Linked DNA regions of Mus musculus: region 1 is linked to region 2. Evidence: chromatin loops called from intact Hi-C (ENCODE). Cell type or tissue: gastrocnemius. All regions are shown on one strand. Links, peaks and the distances in the headings refer to the core of each region. The heading gives the core; the rest is flanking DNA. Region 1 overlaps Gm40085 (predicted gene, 40085). Region 2 overlaps Etv3l (ets variant 3-like).

Region 1 (2,800 bases), core at 92-2,591, 55 kb before region 2:
GACCCAGCCTCGCCTCTCCACAGGTTGATGGTGGGGGCAGGAGTCACAATTTTTTCTTTCCCCTTGCCAACATCTCCTGGGAATTATCCTTGACTAAACCCTGGTCACCATAAGTCCACATGAAATTTCATGCATAGCTGTTAAGACAGAAACCAGCTGCTTTCTGGTTGTAGCTGAGACCCATTCTACAGGAAATTCTTTCCTGTCTCTGTACACCTGGCCAAAGATCCGTGTTTCTAGAGGTCGTAGGCCTTGGAGTAAACTTTTGTTTTGCCAAATGGACATTTTGTCAGGCAGCTCCTGTTTATGTGGATATCCGGCAGCATATGCTCTCAACCTTGATAGATAAAGCTGCTTTGAGCAGGGAACAGCAGTTAACACAAAAGCTCGTGGCTTCTTAAAGAATTAGTGACTACTGAGTGTTCACCCTTGAGTACAACATGTATATCACCCCCTCCAGTGTTCAGGGAACATGACAAGGGAGGATGCAGAAAGAACCTAAAAGCCAGAAGGGGAGAGGCCTGCGAATCATTGTCTTCTGGACGTGACATAACTGTTGCAATCACAAACTCACAGCAGCTGAGATTGTCTGCAATGGGTCTGTGCAACCACCAATGATATATTGGGGGAGGGGGGACTCAGGAGCCTTGCCCCTCCCCCAGGGAACCATTGGCTGCTGTGGGAAGGAGAAGTCACTGTAGTCAGTGGTGGCCATGCTCTAGTAAATAGTTACATCTGTGTTCGCAGGGGTAGCCCTCACTGCACTCGGTGAGTCACAAAACAGAACAAAAGAAGACCTGAAAGAGGGAAGGGAAATTGCTGGCAGGAAGGTGAAGTCAGTGGGGTGGAAGAGATATAAGAGAGGGTGGAGGGGGTGAGAATAATCGGATTGTGTTATATCCATATATAAACCTCAAATAATAAATTTAATTTAGAAAAACAAGCAGCGCATAAAATTACAAAAGATTCTGATTGTTTCTTCAAACCCCATGATACCCACAGAGAGAGTGGAGGAAGAAAAGAGGGAGAGAAGAGAAGGTGCTAATACCTTGTGATAGGACCTCAGTGAGAAATGGGGGGTGACGGGGGGGGGGGTGTTTTGTTCTTGTTAAGGAAGGAAGTCTTAAGTAGACCTCACCGGCTGTGGACAGGAGAGAGAACGAAACAGTAAGACTGGGCTCTGTCTTTGAAGCCCCAAGGAATGGAAAAACTGGTGCCAGAAGGGCTTAGGAGCAGGAAGAGAGGTGACAGATGCTACATAGAGCAGGGAGGACCCTGAGGGAGTTGTCCAATGTCCATGAGACAGAGTAGGAAGGAGCCCTGTGTTCGTGCCAATGGCCCGCTAAATATGCAACTCATGCGATCACAGTCACTCGGTCCTCTTCTCTAGCTACCCACTCCACAGCAACAGGACAAGACTGGTGTTGTGATCAAACTTGAGAGTCCCCAAGGCAGGTCCAGCCACCCTCCTCAATACATCAACTAAAAGAGCAGAAGGGGTGGGGGTATTCATTGTGGCTACACTGGAAAGAAGGACAAAGAGAGCCAAGGAATCTTCTCAAGTCTGTCTTCTGGGTCCTGAAATAAACTTCAATTTTAGTACCGGGTCAAGAATATGAACATCAAAACAGGCAAGGTCAAGGTGTGGTCCTGCCCATCTCTGATCCATTCTGTCCAGACTTCGGTCTCATCTTATAAGATGGTCTGACAACTTTGTTAGAACTGTGTGAGATCTCTTTCTGGGGGAGACAAGTTTCTCCCCCCCACAAAAGACCTGAGGTTTTTGTTTGTCCCAGTATGAGACACCTGGGGAAACTCCCATTTCTTTAGAGTCGCTCGTTCCAGTCATCTGATAGGATAGTCAGACGAGAGACACAAGTATCATTTTAGAATATCTTCATTTCTGCCAGGCCTAGTACAGTGAGAGAGAGTCCTGTGGTACTGAGTGAAGAGAGTAAGGGAGAAAAAAAAGAAAGAAACGATTGTCCATGTGTGACCCAAACTCAGACCAAGCTTAGCTGTCACGGTTACATTCTGAGGGGTCAAACTCGAGAAAAAGCGGTTATTGTGATAAGGTTTAGGGCATGCATAACCTGTGGCTGCGCCTGTCTTGACCGTGGTCCGTGAGGCCACGCTGTACCTTTAGTTTCGTACACTGTGTTCTTGTTCACAATCCAGAAGAATAAATTGGGTGTTTCTGAGATTTTAATCTCCCTCCTTAGGGTTATTTCTAGGTAAATCCCCAGGTGTCCACTGAGGTGTGAATGCTTTTAGAATCCTCTTACTCGATAGTGACAACTGTATATCTCACTACTGAATCACTTCGATGACTGCCAGTAAACCGGGACATTCTCTGGCCACATCTTCTGATTGTAAGTTACCTACACATATCACTGGGTGGCTCCACCTTCCTCCACCTGCTGGCTGTACAGAGTCCAGTCCAATCACAGGGCTAGTGACTGAGCATGCAGAATACTCCACTAGGGGGCGGTAGAGGCTCGGGGATTCCCTTCTATAACACCCTTCCGCTTCTTTTTTCTAAAGATCCAGACTCCAGTCCACCCAGGGTTTCCCTCACAGTCATTATTCCTCTTTGCATCATTTTTACCTCTGCTCTAGAACAGGCGCTGGAAGAGCCTACCCTCTAAGAAGAGGTTTAGAGAGTAAGTGGCCTAGAGGGTGGCATGGCTGGCTGATGGGACGGGGAATGTGCTCTGTCACCAGTGTTTTCTGCTTCGTCCTCCCCAAGGGCTATCGCTGGCTCTTGTTCGTCCCCTGCTGCGTTTGCTGCCGGAGGTCC
Region 2 (2,800 bases), core at 28-2,527:
TTCTCTCATCTCTGTAACACTCCACTGCCAACTGTGAATAAAAATGTCCTTGGACCAACAATCTTTCTCCCGTGCATCCTAGTTTGGCTGCGTTCCTTCTCTGTGCCCATCGGTGGTGGTGCTAAATGCAACGCAGGAGTCCTGCTGGGTTTGAGAGGAGGGCCTGAGGCTTAGACTGGAAGCATCCAGCCAAGCTCCTCTCTTCTACCATCATGCCTGAGAGTGAGCCAAGCAATGAGGGAAGCCGGTCCCAAAGACAGAACAGCAGAAAGAGTGGGGGGTCTTTGCCAAAGACCTTAAGGCTCCTGTAGAGGACCTCTGGGCAAGGTTCTAATGGTCCAAGTGGGAAAGGAAAGGACACTGGTGCTAAATACCCTCTGCTTCTGCCTGTGGGCTCCTGAGAACGAGCAGCAGGGCTGACTTGAAGCTCCTGGTGCCAGAGAGCATAGAGAACACACAAGAAAGCATCTCTACTTGACGACAGATGAATCAACGAGGAAGAGATGCCACACAAGCCAAAGCCACCGAGCCACCCGCTCTCCTGCCTCTAGGCTATCAATTACCTGACCTGGATCTGTCTCTTTTTGAGGAACAGCTCATGAGCTGGAAAGGCCCAAGGGCTCTACTGCCCATTCCAAGTTCCTCTTGGAGCCGCTCTCACATTTACTTCCTTCAGCCTCACTTGGTCTTCTGACCATACGTTGTCAGTCAGCTAGAATGGGTGAGAACTGCACAGGGTGTGACATAGCCCTCGTCTACAGGAAGGCCAAGGTGATTCCCAAGCTGGGCCTAGGGCAGGAGAAAGGGTCTCTGTCTCCCTCCCTCAGCCCATCCCCAGTACAGTTTTCCTGTTACCCCGCCCAGCTTAGGAGATAAGCTTAGGAGATAAAGCAGTGTTGCCTGTGTGCACCAGGAAGTGGACGGGGCACTCGCTGGGCTTGTGTCCGGTTCAGAGTGGCTAGCCCTAAGGACAGGGGTTTCTCCATAAAAAAAAAAGAAAGAAAGGATGTGTTCTCTACCTGGCCCCACCTCCTCCTCAGTAGTGTGTGGTGATTGTGGTCCCTGTATTTCAGGTGATGAAAAAACGCTTTGAGGTATACATTCTAAGACTCCTCTGAAGGCTAAAGCCCACTGTAAGGACTTGCTTCCAGGTGGAACCTTGTGTGTAGGTCACAGATCTCAGTAAAGAGATCCTGCCACAATAGGCATTTTTTTGTTTTGTTTTGTTTTTCACTAAGTACTCCATTGTTAGTGAGAGCTGCCTACCTGTACAGTCCTGAATACTCATCAGAACTTGGGCTCCATATCCAGAAGATAGTACCACCAGCACCTTCGTTCATCCAACTGCAATAACCCAAAATGCCTCCAGACAGGTGTGAAACGGGAGAAACTGCCCAGGGTTGAGGGTTGACTGCCTCTAAATTCAGGAAAACCCTATGTTCTGTCAAAGATGTAAGTAGCTTCCTGGAGAGCTGTTGGCTTTCACGTTGCAAGAGTGCCCTCTAGTGGCTAGAGTTGGTACTCTGCGCTCAACGCTCAGGACTAGGGTACAAAGTAAGGCCAGCTCTATGTTGGTATAAGAGTGAAGGACTCAGAACCTCTGAGATGAGGGAGTGAACGGCAAAATCCAGGGATGCAGATGCAGAGCTCTTCCTCATCAAGCTCCCTTAAATATGGTTGTCAATCTATCAAAAGACCAACTCGCCTGACACAACAACGCAGGCAGTGGAGGTTGTCAGTTTTTTATATAACCATGCCAGTCACCAACCTCAGCTGCCACATACGTTGGCACCCTCATGTGGGGAAAGGCACAGTGAGCACTCAGTATTTCTCAGGAGTAGGACTGCAAAGCGTGCTCAGCAACCACTCTCCTCTGTAGCACTAGAAACCCTGGGAGATTCAGCAGGTCTTCAGAAATTAGAGAGTCTAACTCCTGGGCTGCCGGAAGAGACCTCTGAGATCCCAGAGAAAGGGGCTTGTTTCGAATCACAGGGACGAAGAACAAGATTTGGAATACAAATTTCTTAGTCATTAGTCACCACCATCACTCGGCTGGAGAGTTTAAAACCCATTAGTGTGAGAGTTTGCTATGCGTGCAGAGGGGCTTTTCAGAAGCGACTCCTGTGAAGGCTTTTCATGAGGCCCTCTGAGGAAGCACTTTCCTTCCCAAGAACACTTGGGCAGTTTGGTGCTTGCCTCTGATGGTCTCATAGGCATCAGTATAGTGCTGCATAAATCTGGTGTTGGTAGGACAGTGCTCCAGGGGCTTGCGAAGTGGAGGGAGTCTAGGCACTAGAACACTCAGCTAAGCACATAGAAGAAGTTTGGAGGCTGTCTTAGTCAGAGTTTCTGTTGCTGTGCAGAGAAACCATGAGTTTGGCAACTCTTATAAAGGAAAACATTTAACTGGGGCTGGTTTTTCAGACGTTTAGTCCATTACTGTCATGGCAGGAAACATGGCAGAGTGCAGGCGGACATGGTGCTGGAGAAGGAGCCCAGAGTTCTACATCTTGATCGTAGGCAGCAGGACACTGCCATACTAGGCCTAACTTTAGGATATGAGACCTCAAAGCCCGCCTCCATAGTGACACACTTCCTCTAACAAGGCCACACCCACTCCAACAAGGCCACACCTCCTAATAGTGCCATTTCTTACGGGCCAAGCATTCAAACATATGAGCCTTTAGGGGCCACTCCTAGATAAACCACCACAGATGCTTAGACACAATAGCAGGTGTTCACTCCCCTGAGTTGGTGGCAGTGTGGATAATCCCTACCCTCTTCCTTTCATTTCTTAAGG

What was found. A loop is a pair of places that touch in the nucleus more often than their neighbours do. Peaks named below come from ENCODE experiments on the same cell type or tissue, not always from the same donor. Only the 100,000 strongest peaks of a DNase experiment are listed, where the experiment ranks them.
Region 1: it touches region 2 in a loop (12-fold over the local background); 33 of 42 quality-filtered maps call a loop at or near these places.

The regions. Positions count from the first base shown.
Region 1 is chr3:87,505,930-87,508,729 of GRCm38, forward strand. The region is part of intron 1 of Gm40085 (predicted gene, 40085); the gene reads right to left. Among named protein-coding and RNA genes, the nearest start is that of Gm40085, 5.3 kb to the right of the region's middle. In gastrocnemius, for the core only: no CTCF peak of the experiment used is centred there; DNase peaks (open chromatin) are centred at 1,295 and 2,480; H3K4me3 peaks cover 92 bases; H3K27ac peaks cover 55 bases.
Region 2 is chr3:87,561,067-87,563,866 of GRCm38, forward strand. Etv3l (ets variant 3-like) reads left to right here. Exons shown (of 6, transcript NM_001370856.1): 6 at 1-39. Among named protein-coding and RNA genes, the nearest start is that of Etv3l, 12 kb to the left of the region's middle. In gastrocnemius, for the core only: a CTCF peak has its summit at 1,514 (motif pointing left); DNase peaks (open chromatin) are centred at 138 and 1,503.